2 separate regions of the Homo sapiens genome follow, and region 2 is linked to region 1. Evidence: read pairs that join two places in POLR2A ChIA-PET (ENCODE). Cell type or tissue: Panc1. All regions are shown on one strand. Each heading gives the region's core, and the rest is flanking DNA. Links, peaks and the distances in the headings are about the cores only. Region 1 overlaps ROBO1 (roundabout guidance receptor 1). Region 2 overlaps ROBO1 (roundabout guidance receptor 1).

What was found. ChIA-PET counts read pairs that join two places held together with the same protein. Peaks named below come from ENCODE experiments on the same cell type or tissue, not always from the same donor. Only the 100,000 strongest peaks of a DNase experiment are listed, where the experiment ranks them.
Region 2: POLR2A ChIA-PET joins it to region 1 with 5 read pairs; 5 of 35 experiments call an interaction of 5 or more read pairs at or near these places.

Annotation. Positions count from the first base shown.
Region 1 is chr3:78,850,571-78,857,758 of GRCh38, forward strand. All of the region lies in intron 4 of ROBO1 (roundabout guidance receptor 1), which reads right to left. Among named protein-coding and RNA genes, the nearest start is that of MIR3923, 650 kb to the right of the region's middle. In Panc1, for the core only: no CTCF peak of the experiment used is centred there; no DNase peak of the experiment used is centred there; H3K4me3 peaks cover 224 bases; H3K27ac peaks cover 1,034 bases.
Region 2 is chr3:78,920,241-78,927,428 of GRCh38, forward strand. All of the region lies in intron 4 of ROBO1 (roundabout guidance receptor 1), which reads right to left. Among named protein-coding and RNA genes, the nearest start is that of MIR3923, 580 kb to the right of the region's middle. In Panc1, for the core only: no CTCF peak of the experiment used is centred there; no DNase peak of the experiment used is centred there.

The DNA of each region.
Region 1 (7,188 bases), core at 2,886-5,385:
AAAATATCTGTGGGTTTTAGGGAACAAAAATCCCATAGAAACTGTTACATGGAGGAGGGTTATGAGAATAAGAACAGGCCATGTGATGAGATAACCTCAAGATAGGAAGGCACGAGCACTGATGATAGTGGAGTACAAGGACGTCAAACAGAAATGCTGCTTCTTGGATTGGGGTACCACTCAATGCAGTAAATTACACCTGTTATTTTCTTTCTTTTCTTTGTTTCTTTTCTTTTCTTTTTTTTTTCTTTTTGAGATGGTGTTTCACTCTTGTTGCCCAGGCTGGAGTGCAATGAAGCTATCTTGGCTCACTGCAACCTCCGCCTCCTGGGTTCAAGCGATTCTCCTGCCTCAGCCTCCTGAGTAGCTGGGATTACAGGTGCCTGCCACCAAGCCTGGCTATTTTTTGCATTTTTAGTAGAGACGGAGTTTCACTATGTTGGCCAGGCTGGTCTCGAACTCCTGACCTCAGGTGATCCACCCACCACCTCGGCCTCCCAAAGCTGGGATTACAGGTGTGAGCCACCACGCCCGGTCACACCTATCATTTTCTTTGTGTCATTTTTTGTTGTTGTTTTTGGTCCTTCTTATTGGTCTATTTAAACTATAAGGTAGAAAACACAATTGCAGAAGATTCTAGAAGATAAACAGGATGATTCTGTCTCTGGAAAGTCCTTTTCTGGTCTGGAAAACACCTCAACTGAAAGGATAACATGTTTTATTACCTTTTGCTCTTAACTAGACCTCTTTTAAATAATTCTAAACATATAAGATTACATTTTAAAAGCACATGCTTCTTAGTTTACGTATGAATACTGTCATTAAAAAGACAATGATTAGAGTTACCAGTCCTTATGGCATTTGGGTAAGTCGGGACTCTAACTAACCAGGTCCCACTTTCCTCATCACAGAGTAGCTGTGGATATTATACTCCATGGAGAGCACTTGGCACATTTCCTGGCATACAGAATACATTCAATAACTGTTAGCTGTTTTATTACCATATGGTTATCTATTAAATATGGTTAATAATTCTCACAGATAAACTATAAAAATTTATTCAGAAAGGGCACCTGAAAGCAGATGAAAATATATAAATCAATTTTATTAAATTGTACATCAGTACTGTCAAGTAACATTTATTGATCCTCATCAATATAAAGTACAAATAATACAATGAGCAAGTTAATAGAATATTTAAGAATAAAACAACAAAAAGCATGGATAACTTTTATAATAGGTAAATCAGTCATTGCTGTTGAGATTTTGATTTCTTTAGGTTAATTCTCTTCATTTAATCCAAAATAATGTATAGACTGTCAGCCAACACATTAAAAAAACTATTAAAAATTGAGTGATTTTTTTTAGGATAATATATTAAACAGTATAAGCAAACATTTATGGGCCATTTATGGCCAGTTATCAATAAGGTTATGAATAATAATTTCTTCATATATTTTAAATTTAAGAAACACATTAAATAATGTGTATAGTTATTCCCAGAAATTTAATCCATGTTTTAATTTAGAATCAGTTCCTAGGAAATGAAACATAACTTCTATTATGTGTTCATTTTTAATGGTTTCTATCAATCCCTAAAGCCATTTAGGGATCTCATTTAGGATTATAGGATATTTATAATTAAGCAAAGCAATTTAATACATGTTAAGTAGAAGTGCAAAGATGATTTGTGGAAGAAGTACTTTAAACCTCTGTAACATATCTAGAGACTCCAATTAAATGAGAATCTTTATCATTATAAGAGATTTCTCTCTTCGGCATGGAAGAGAATGTCAGTTCTACTTTCTGTAGTGTAGTGTGTTATAACAACTCTTATTAAATATACTTCCAGTGACAAAACTCTTTAACAGGAGACTGGCAATTCAGTTATTATTAAGAAATCACCAACCAAAAATTATTTAAAAAACTGTGGTCAGCATCATGATTTAATTCATTTTTGTTGTAATTTTTCATTAGAATCATTTAATGCTTGCCCAGTGTTTAATCCTTTGTCCTCAATATTTTATGCCCTGTTATTTTAGCAATGAGAAGGAAGGCTCCTGTGAATGAGACAAAGGATTTAGGCAGGGATCAAATCATGAAAGACTTTGGGTAACAGGCTAAGGAATATGGATTTTACCATGAAGGCAATAGGACCCTTTGAGAGATCTTAAGGAAGGAAATGATAACTTTGAATTCACATATCAAATAGGTTTTCATAATAACTGTGTGACAAACACAGTTTCAAAGGGATGAAGTATATAGGCAAAGGCACCAGCTAAGAAAAGACAAATGGTAGTGATGTATTGTGAGCTATTTGGCCAACAGATACTATTCACGGTAGCCACTGAATGGGAATAGAATGGTTCATAGGTTTATGCATATAAAAAAGAAGGTGGCATTAAAAACTGTCTGGGCCAATTTCATTCATGGAGACAAGAAAAAAAGAAGGAACAGATTGGAGGAAATTAGACATTCCATTTCAGACATTTGCTTTTTGAGGTGACTACAGGATGTTCAAGTGGAAATGATAGTAAACATTTGGCACTTATCAGTCTGTAGCTTAGAAGACAGTTCTGGGAGTCATCAGTTATATAAGTGGTTTGAAGAGCAGGGGAGAAGAAGGAAGGAGGATGGAAGAAAAGGAGTACGGGAGAGGTGATGGGAGGGAGGAAGAAAGGAGGAGGTAAGTTAAGCAAAAGTAGCACATAAAGGAGACAGAAAACTGAGGAGCAGCAAATACACATACACACTCTCTATATTTAGAGAGAGAAAATATGTAATTTTTGTATATATACATACAAATATTAAGTATAGGATATGTGCATATATATACAGTATATATACATATATAATATATATTGTATTTCATATATAGTATGTATGTGTGGGGTGTGTGTGTGTGTATGTATGTATGTATTTATTTATATATTGTGATGGTTAATTTTGTATGATCTTGGCTGGGCTATGGTACCCAGTCATTTGTTCAAACAGCAGTCTAGATGTTGCTATAAAGGTATTTTTTAGATGTGATTAAAATTTAAATCAGTAGACTTTGAGTAAGGCAAATTACCCTCCATAATGTGGCTGAACCTCATCCAACCAGTTGAACGCTGTATTAGTCCATTTTCACGCTGCTGATAAAGACATACCTGAGACTGGGTAATTTATAAAGAAAAAGAGGTTTAATGGACTCACAGTTCCACGTGACTGGAGAGGCCTCACAATGATAGCGGAAGGCAAAAAGGACATCTTATGTGGTGGCAGGTAAGAGAGAATGAGAACCAAGAGAAAAGGGTTTCCCCATATAAAACCATCAGATCTCATGAGACTTATTCACTACCAGGTCAACAGTATGGAAGACACCACTCCCATGATTGAATTATCTCCCACCAGATCCTTCCCACAACACATGGGAATTATGGGAGCTACAATTCAAGATGAGATTTGGGTGGGGACACAGCCAATCCATATCAAACACCTTAAGAAAAAATGTTGAGGTTCTCTAAGGAAGAAATAATTCTGCCCCCAGACTGCCTTTGGATTCAAGACGGCAATATCCACTCTTCCCTGAGTCCTTAATCTGTGGGCATGCCCTGTAAATTTCAGTTTGCCTGCCCCCACAGTCACACAATTATGTGAGCCATTTCTCTATGGTTCCCCTGAATACATACATATATATAATATATATATTATATACATAATCAATATGATGTATTATATATAAAACTATAAATATAATTTTTATTAGTATATATTTATTACTATTATATATAATATGTTGTATATAAAAATATAAATACATACATATAATATATATGTGTGTGTGGGAGTGTGTGTACACATAGAGAGAGACATATATCTTACTGGTTCTATTTGTCTGGAGAACCCTGACTAATATAATCACTTAACAGTCAAGTAATATTTTTATGTGTCAAAAATATATATGCAAAAATATTAAGAAGGGCTTTCTTTGTGTGGCAGGATTATTAATACATTTTAACTTCTTCTTTATTCATGTCTCTATTCTATGATTTTCTTGAAAAAGCATGTATTAGTTTTATAATTAGAAACAAGCAATAAACTGTTTTAACTACAAGACTTAGAAATTCATAGTACAACTCATGAATAAATCATTTTATTGCAAATATTAAAATTTTTCCAAGGTGATACACGTTGGCAATTGCATACAATTTTAATATAGAAATTTGTCTAAAAAAATGCGATGAAGATTATAGGTTCCTTTCACATATTTCAACTAACTTTTATAGTTTGCCAAAATATTAAAGGTTTTAGAAAACATAGGACAAACAAGAGTTTTCCAGGGAACCAAAATTTATTTGTACTTCGATAGAATGATATAACCTATCTTAAAAAACATGGTTTTATCTTGAAAAGGATGTGAGTTGGTCAGCAAAAGAACAAACAAAAGGAAGGTCATAGAACAGAAGTTTTATTGGGATTAAACATCCAACTATGATCCACTGAAGAGTATGCCAATATATAAGCACATGATTTATCCCTTCCTGGGGACACACAGAGTGTCTGATTTGAAAAAAAAAAGCCATAAGGACCATAAGCCTGAAGCCACTAAACACTTGAATGGTACCTTGATCACTTACGCTGATTTCATGTTCACCCAGCAGTATCCCAAATGGAGTCTGCATTTGTAGTTCGACTATTCAAAACAGATTTGGTGTCTGGAGAACCTAAGTGCCCAAGTTAGCATTCTGGTTCACATACTAATACGTCTCTCTGAGCTTGATTAACGTAAGTCTACTCTGAGAATTAGATCTGCTCTTGGAGTGCTAACAAACCAGTTTTCCAAGCCTGCAAAGTCAGGCAGAGCCTGGGCAACTGTAAATTCACCAAGGCAAGTTCACCAGTGCCACAATACCTGGATAGATTATTTGCTTTAAACAAATGAAACACCTCCGCACTGCTAGGATATGTGGATTTTTTCATTAACATTTTATATCATAAGTATTCAAATTAGATGGTCCTTAAGAGTTAAAATTTCTTAGATAACCTCACTAAGCTATGCTTTACTTATTATTATGTGTCTTTAAACTTTTCTGCTCAGACTTCATGCTGTATCCTGTTACAGCTGATAAACTAGCATTACTTGAAGCTTAACTTTAAGACTAGGTCACAGACAAGAATAACAAGGAAGAAACGTCTGTTTTAAAGATCATTAAACAGAAAAAAAAATTGCTTTAAAAAATCCTAATATGAACAAAGAATTGCAAAAGAAAAAGTATCACAAACACCTCACTCAGTCAACATAAAATTATGAAAACTTTGGAGAATATTTTTTTTTCCTTTTTAAATACTAACGGAAATGAAACCAGGAAACGTTATCAGGATCAAAAATTACTTTTACATGCTGTTTTTATTATACTAAGAAGAGAAAAATTTAAAACTCAAAATATAGTCAATTCCAAGGGAATATTCAGAAATGACACACTACCAGAACTTTCCTTTTTCTTTTTTTTCAAGCTTCAGAGTAACAAATTACATTCTAAAAGGAAGATCTATTTCCTAAGTAATCTACATGATGGTTGTAATTCCTCTACGGTTTTCAGCATAAGAAATCAGTTTTAAACACAAAATCTGTATTACTGTTTCTAGGCCTCATTATACATTTTTACATGGAACACAAAAACTGGAGCTAAACTTGAGAGGTACATTTAACCTACAACAAATAACCTAGCAAAAAAAAGAAAAAAAAAAAAAAACAGTATGAGAAAATCCAGGGGAAAAGGCCAAGAACAACCACATAAACAAAGTGAATAAACATGTCACCAGAAGACTATAGACGCTATCTGAAGCCAAATAACTTTCCTATGCTTATTACAAGGATGTCATCCTGAGAGATAAAATATAGTATCATAAATTTGAAGGTCATTGAATTTTTCAAGGTAACCCAAACATTGTAAGGACATGCAATTAATTCTCTCAACATTTAGCGTATAACCAATAATTGCAAGAGTCCAAGCTATATCAAATGAAGTCTATATCTACTTATGTGCCCTGACCTTTAGGTGGAGTCCAACTTAATAAAAATAAGAAAATAATAAAAATAAATAAAAATAAAAATAAAAATTACCCAATCTCCTTTGATATATTTTATGTTTAGTACATAATGAAAGAAAAAAGTGTTTTCTTTTTAAAAATTATATTTCATATAACACTGTTCAATGTTTTATATATTTTATATATACAGTTTAATGAATAATCTGCATTTTATTAAAATACATTTGCGCATTCTAGATAGCCAAAATATCCTATAAAAGAAAGACATTTGGAAAGTCTCACCATTATTTTCTCTAATACTAACAAGCACCTCCTAGGCCTATTTTTAATCTTTTAAAATTCTCATTTCAAACTAAGCTTTGATTTTTTCTAACAATGTTTACAGCATTAACTAAAGGCTAATTTTATTGGACAAGTCAGTCTTTAAAACAATTGCATTTGTATCTATACTCATTCAAAAATCAACAATTAGAGCTCTGATGATAAATATTATTTATGACATTTATTCACACAATATTCATCCTTTTAAAAATTGCTTTTTTAGGCCTCAAATGGGTGGCATAATCATTAGACAACAAATTTGTGAAAACAAATGAATGTGGTAAAGTACTGAAAATGTCTACATAAAAAAGGTTGTAGCCTCATAGGCAAGTTTCATTTTTATCTATTAGACATGGGTACACATTATATGAGAAATATGTCTTACAATCACAGTAGGTTAATCAGCTGTCTTAAAAACTTAACATTTTAAAATTTTAAATGTTTTATGCTTTAGACAATTAATCATAAGGATTAATTTAAGAGTTAGCATCCATTGAGTCCTTATTCTGAGTGTGGTATTTTGAAGTGTCCCCTATTCTCAATAGCCCCAAAGATGTCAACTCTAAATATTCCTGTTTTAGATATGAGAAAACAGACTTAAAGAAGTTAAGGCAGTGGTTCTCCAAGTGTTTTTCCCAGACCAGCAGCATCAGCATCAGCATCATATGGGAACATTTTCGAAAGGCAAACTCTCAGACCCCACCCCAGACCTGCTGACTCAGAAACTCTGGACGTGGCCAGAAATCTGTGTTTTATCAAGCCCTCCAGGTGACGCTGGTGCACAGTGAAATGTATACTCACAGCATTAAGGAAATTTGCCTAAGGATACAC
Region 2 (7,188 bases), core at 1,606-4,105, 68 kb after region 1:
ATGATTAATGAAAGGCTTTAACTGTTAGAGACAAAATAACATAAGGATTATAGGCATGGACAATTTTTTTTTTCTTTTTTTTGAGATGGAGTCTTGCTCTGTTGCCCAGGCTGGAGTACAGTGGCACAATCTCAGCTCACTGCAACCTCTGCCTCCCAGGTTCAAGCAATTCTCCTGCCTCAGCCTCCTGAGTAGCTAGGATTACAGGCAGGTGCCACCACGCACGGCTAACTTTTTTTTATTTTTAGTAGAGACGGGATTTCACAATGTTGGTCAGGCTGGTCTCAAACTCCTGATCTGATGATCCGCCCACCTCGGCCTCCCAAAGTGCTGGGATTACAGGCATGAGCCACCGTACCCAGCCTTTCTTTTTCTTTCTTTCAGTTTTTTTTTTTTTTTTTTTTTTTTTTTTGACAGAAGGTTTTACTCTGTTACCCAGGCTGGAGTGCAATGACACAAACACAGCTCACTGCAGCCTCAACCTCTGGGCCGTCAAATGATCCTCCCATCACTGCCTCTCAACTTAGCCTCCAAAGTAGCTGGTACCACAGGTGCATGTCACCATGCTCAGCTGATTTTATTTTTTTACTTTTTTTAAATTTTATTTTACTTTATTTTTGCAGAGGCAAGATCTCAACATGTTTTCCCCAGAGTGGGCTCCAACTCCTGGCCTCAAGCAATCCTCCTGCCTCAGCATCCCAAAGTGTTGGTTATAACAGGCATGAGCCACTGCGTGTGACATGGCAAATTTATTTAAACTACCTGAGCCTCGGTTTCATAATCTCAAAGTAAGAATATTAGTAATACCTACTTCACTGAATTGTTCTGAGGATGTAGTAAATTAATAAACATAAATCAGTGCCAGACACATAGTGAACACAAAGTACTGGCAATTGTTACAATTAACATGATCTTTCACCTCAAATTCTTCCTCAACTATAAAAAACTTAGACTATTTTATAATATGGTTTTCCACAAAACAATTTATCCCACTAAGTCAAATATAAAATAGATATAAATTAATTATGTTAGCTTTATTTAAATCACAGTATTTTTCTTCCTTTGGGTCTGTTCAGAATTTCAGTGGCAATTATGCATATATATATAAACACAATTTCCATAGCATAAGTACCCTCTCTATGGCGCTTAAAAATCTTCCAAACATCCAGGAATGTACTTAAGCAGTTTGATTAGCCCCTTATGTCAGATAAATGAACAGTTTTATAAACAATAACTGCAACACAGGTCATTTTGAAATGAGAGATTCCCTGTAGTACAGTAAATGTCCCAAATGGAATGCCTCTGAAATAATACGATTTTGTTCGCAATATAAGCTCACCTTATTTTAGGAAAGTAACAAGCATTTTTCAAAAGTTTTTGAGTAACAATACAAATGGGTATGTTTGTATATAAAATATGTAAAAGTTCACTGACACAGAAACACACTTTTAAACAGGGAACAAAATCTGGCATGAATAGTTAAAGTTTTCAAAATATTATGTACAAGGAAAACACAACACATATAAAAGAACAGGAAACAGCTCTAACAATCCTTTTTTTTTTTTTTGAAACAGAATCTTGCTCTGTCCAGGCTGGACTGCAGTGGCACGATCTCAGTTCACTGCAACCTCCGCCTCTCGGGTTCAAGCGATTCCCCTTCCTTGGCCTCCCGAGTAGCTGGAACTACTGGCGTGCACCACCATGCCCAGCTATTTTTTCTTATTTTAGTAGAGATGGGTTTTTCTTATTAATAAGAGAAAATTTCTCTTATTTAGTAGATCATGAGGTCTGCCCACCTCGGCCTCCCAAAGTGCTGGGATTACAGGCAGCTCTAACCATCTAAGAAATCAAATATACAAAAGATAAACTAGGTTTACATGGTATTGAAGGCATGTACAGGCAGTCAACATAATAGTTGCTGTGAGAAGATAATACAAATCAAAGGCTAAAGTTGCTCTTCCAATTTGAAGACCAAAAAACTAACCTCTCACCTGAATGGATTCCCTGACCCCCAAGTCATCAACCAAAAATGTTCAGGAAAATCATGGAGGAACGTGCCTTCTGGAAACAGGCTTCATTTCTGCCAAAAATGATCATGGTCTACCCTTACCTACCAATGTATCCTAGACAGACACTCAAAGGTCCTATCATCAGGCTAAAAGGCTAGAAACATCAACAAAAAATATACAAATTCTCATAGAAAAGCATAATTTCAAAGAAAAGTTCATAGGCAAGGTAGTCAGAGCTAACTAATTTAAAGTCCTCTCCCTGTCTTTCTCCTTCTCCCTCTTCCTCTCCCTATCCTCTCTCGATTACTTTTTTATAAAACCACTGTCTGATTTTCTTCTTCTCCTTCTTCTTCTTCTTTTTTTTTTTTTTTTTTGACAGAGTCTCATTCTTGTTCTGTCACCCAGGCTGGAGTGCAGTGGCACGATCTCAGCTCACTGCAACCTCTGCCTCCCGGGTTCAAGCGATTCTCCTGCCTCAGCTTCCCGAGTAGCTGGAATTACAGGCATGCACCACAACGCCTGGCTAACTTTTGTATTTTTAGTAGAGATGGGGTTTCACCATAGTCTCGAACTCCTGACCTCAAGGGATCCACCCGCCTCTGCCTCCCAAAGTGCTGGCATTACAGGTGTGAGCTATCGCATCTGGACTCATTGTCTGATTTTCTTTCAGGCACTAAGACTGCAGTTTTGCAAAACCATTAGAAATATCAGAAGTTCTAAGGACATCATTGACTATTTAATAAAGATAATTATCTCTTATCTGGATAATGCCTATCTCTGACTAGTGCAAATTATTTTCCAATAGTTATCCAATTATGCAATTATTAAGCAAGATAACATATAGCATTGCCCTCTTATAGACAAGAAAATGAAGTCACAGAGTTCCAGAGATACTATCAGGTCCTTACCTTTCAGCCCCAGAAAATCAGCTTCAAGAGTTAAGCTCAGAGTACATTCATTCACTAAACATTTTTGAGACTTTTTCTGTGCCAGGTACTGTTCTAGATCAGCAGTTATTAGGAGTTACAAGGTCCTTATCCTCATGGAACTGACATTTCATGAAGGAAACTCAATGGTAAGCAAAAATATCTTATTCACATGATCCCATCCCTGGTTTGTTTCATTTATTTTTTGCAAGTCATTTTCTAAAGTGGAAAGGGACTGATTAATATCTTCCCTTTCCCCAGGACCAGAGTGACTGTCCATAGAATTGTAGATTGCCACCAGACAGATTCCAGAGACTTCAGCTGAATCAGAGAAAAAGCTTTAAATGGTGTGTGTAATGCTACTCTATAGTAGTCTCCGCTTTTCTAGAAAATTGAAATGCCGCTAAGGGAAGAAAGAAATGATGTGACTGGAAAGAAGAGGAAGAAGTGAGAAACTTCTCATTCCAGAAGAAGTTACTCCTTCCTCAAGCCACCTCTCCAGCTCATCAACTCAAGCTGCCCGAGAAATCTGTCCCCATAGGAGGTCCTCTGGCCTCTACCCTTCCAGGAGCTTCAGTGGAGCAACAGCTCTGATTACTTGAGTTCCTCTAAGAAGGTGAACTGATTTCCTGAGTTCCTCTGAGAAGGCGAAGGAGGCGATGCAAACAGTCCCTCAAAGTAGGAACTTGTGTTTTATGTGGAATGAATGAGCTATGTTTTCAAATTGGTTAATACTTGCATTTATAACAGTACTTGTTATATATGTAGTATTATTGAATTATGACCTGAACTCCTTAGGGAAGAAAAAAAAGGTGATGTCTAAATTGAGTCAACTCTGTTATCCAACAAAAGAAAAAAAAAATACACATATATAAATACATATACACACATACATGTATAAGTATGTATACATACACATACACACATTATAAAACATGATGTATAGCTATGAGAAATGGTGCTTTTGAATAATAAAAAAGTGAATAATTAGGAAGACATTTATACCAAGCTATCTAATATACACTTAGTATTCTAAAATGTGACAGTTACATCTAAACTTGAAGCTGCAAAATAATTTCAAATTAAATATTAATCAAACGTACAATTATATCTAATCAATTTCATGCTTTGCCTTTTTAAAGAACTAAAGCAAACTGAAATATAAATTATTTATAAGAAAAATAATCTATAATAACATGGAGCTAATTATCACAGTCATTGTAGCATTTCAGGGCAAGGTTAGAGGGAGAGGGATTCCTTTGTTCATATTTTCCCCCTCTGAAATTTCATGAATAAATCATATGTTTCAACTTTATTTTTAAAAAATAAAAAATATTTGGATCTGACATTCTAAAAACACTGAAAAACAAAAAAGAGCTGTAACTGCATCTGTAACAGGCATATTAAAATATTTCTTCAGTGTGTGTGTGTGTTTGTGTATACTTTCTGTGTTCAATAAAATCCCTTTAAAACTGAACGACTCCAGTTAAATTAACTTTTTTCCTACCTCCCCTAAGTAGCATTAATCATTATAGCTTAGAAAATGGTTACTATCAGCACATCTCAGTCAAAGGAAGCAAGCTGCAATGGCAAAGGCTGTGACATTCTAGTTTCTGAATTTTGTGTCTCACTTTAAACAAAAGCAGAGTGTTCCAAAAATAATTAAATATTTAGAGTCTTAAATATTTAATATCTGTAAATTGTTTTACATTTACATGGAAATATTTATATTTTAAAATACTTAAATTAATAATTTTGATAATTTAAAAATAAAGTAGCAATTGTTTTTAAATCTATTATTTTTTTAATTTAATATTTTAAAAATCTAAATTCCAAATTATTTTCAAGGTTCTATGTTGTCATGCCTTTTAATTGAGTTTCAAGCGGTACATGTTAGGTTATTAAAGTAAACATTGAGGTAAACTTTTACACTATACATTTAGCTATAATGTTAATGAATACTTTTTTCTGCTTATGTAACAATTTAAGGAAACTTTTGCTTATTTCTAGTGATGTCCATCAATGCATATTCCCCTTTAAATACCTATGTATAATATCTGCTGTTTAGTATAGATTCTGAAACATAATTTCATTCTACTTAAGGTTCACTAAATTTTATAGTCAAATTTTATCATCTGAGCTAATGATCAGAATATGTATTAAATAATGTTGTACTTGAAGCTCTTTTGAAAAAGCTGAGCTGCATTGGACACTCACAAATATGACTTCTAATTAGTTTATTCTAGAAAAAAATTATTTGTTTCCAAACAGGAAAAAAATGAGGCATAAGGCCGAGCAGGTATAAAAATATGGATAATTTGTGCGCAATCACTCATTTCCACTGTGGGAACAAAATGTAAATTGTACCTTACCCTTCAAATATAACGAAAAACACCTTTTTTCATTGATGTTGGTTGAAAAGAATCTTTGTATACAATCTTTTATTGACAAAAAATTAATAATAATACTTTTGTGACCTGTGCCAGGTACTACAAGGTATACACAGCGGTGAGAAGTAAGTGCCAAATACAGAAGAATGAAGATTTCCTCACAATGCAGGAGTGACATACTATGATAAAGGGATAGAGGGTGGTCCATTTATGGTTACCTTTAACTTGTGGTGGGTGTGGGAGGAGTGGGGATAAAGAAAAAGAGCCCAGGTGGAAGTGATGGCTCTGCTGAACTCTGAAGCAAAATGTACTTTTTTTTTTTTGAGACAGAGTATCGCTCTGTTGCCCAGGCTGGAGTACAATGGCGCCATCTCAGCTCACTGCAACCTCCGCCTCCCAGGTTCAAGCAACTCTCCTGCCTCAGCCTCCCCAGTAGCTGCCACTCCAGATGCCCACCCCCACACATGGCTAATTCTAGCATTTTTAGGAGAGATGGGGTTTCATCATGTTGGCCAGGCTGGTCTCAAACTCCTGACCTCATGATCCACCCGCCTCAGCCTCCCAAAGTGCTGGGATTATAGGCGTGAGCCACCACACCCAGCCAATATATACATTTTACTAGATCAAAGGGATGGGGTTGAATTCTAGGCCACAATGCTGGGGTCATATAGATCCTTGGAAGTCATTTTTAAAAATTAAGACTTTAGAAGCAATTGAGAATCTCTGAGTGAGCATCTAGAGGGACTGATGAGATTTGTACTTGCAAAAGAGTATTATAGTTACTAAGATGAGAAATAATGGTGATTCTGATTCAAATTGCAAAGGAAATGGAGATAAGTGGGAAAATACTGAAGCTGTTCAGGAGAAAACATCAGCAAGACCTGAGGCTCAACTGCTGTGGAAAGAAAGTCGGGAAGAATCAATCGCAGGTTTCTGGTCTGGAGGGTTGGATGGATAATGGCATCATTATCATCGTTAGGAAATAATAGAGGAAAGTCAGGAATGAGAAGCAAGATGAAAAGTCGCATTTTGGACATTTGAGCTGCAGGTACCACCAGGACCTCCAAATGGAGCTGAGTATAGAGGTTCAGGCTGGGGATGAGAGAACAGAGAGTGAATCAGGACAAAATTGGTATGTGAATGCAAGGAGGTGGGTGTGGTCTTCAGGGTAAGTCATAAAGCAAAAAACAAAGCCTATGACAAATCCTCGAGAAATGGAATATTTTAGCTATAGGCCAAGAAAGACTCAGCCAGATGAATAAGAGGAAAATCATATAAAGCCACTATACATTCTCTATATGGCCTATCTCAGGCATTAAATTTAAACCAATCTGGTTAAATGTCCTAACTTCGGTTACATGAAAGTTGGATGCAATCCTGATATAGCTGGGTGCCATGAAATTCTAGGAAAGAGAATATTTCAAAAAAAAAAGGTCAACTATGTCAATTGCTGACAAGAGGTAAATTATATCCATTATAAAAAGCAAAGTTTAGAAAGCTGAGATCAAGGCCATTAAGAGTAACAGGATATCAGTGAGAGAGTGGGATAAGGCCACACATGGTACTAAGCATCTCTTTGGAAAATGTCGGTAAAGCTCCATATTTGAATTGCCTATGTTTAAAATCTTGAATGGGCTCCTATTATATTCTTCAATATAGGACAGAACAAAACATTCCTGGAAGACAAAATGGAAACAGAACAGTACATTCTATTCTTACTCTTACATTCTGCAAATAAAGGAATCACGAAGACAACCACACATCCAAACCTGAGATACCAAGGCACTTTTAAAATTGTATTTTCTTCCACAAAGTATGAAATATTACACAAAATGTCTACCCAAAACATTTTCTGGGAAAAAC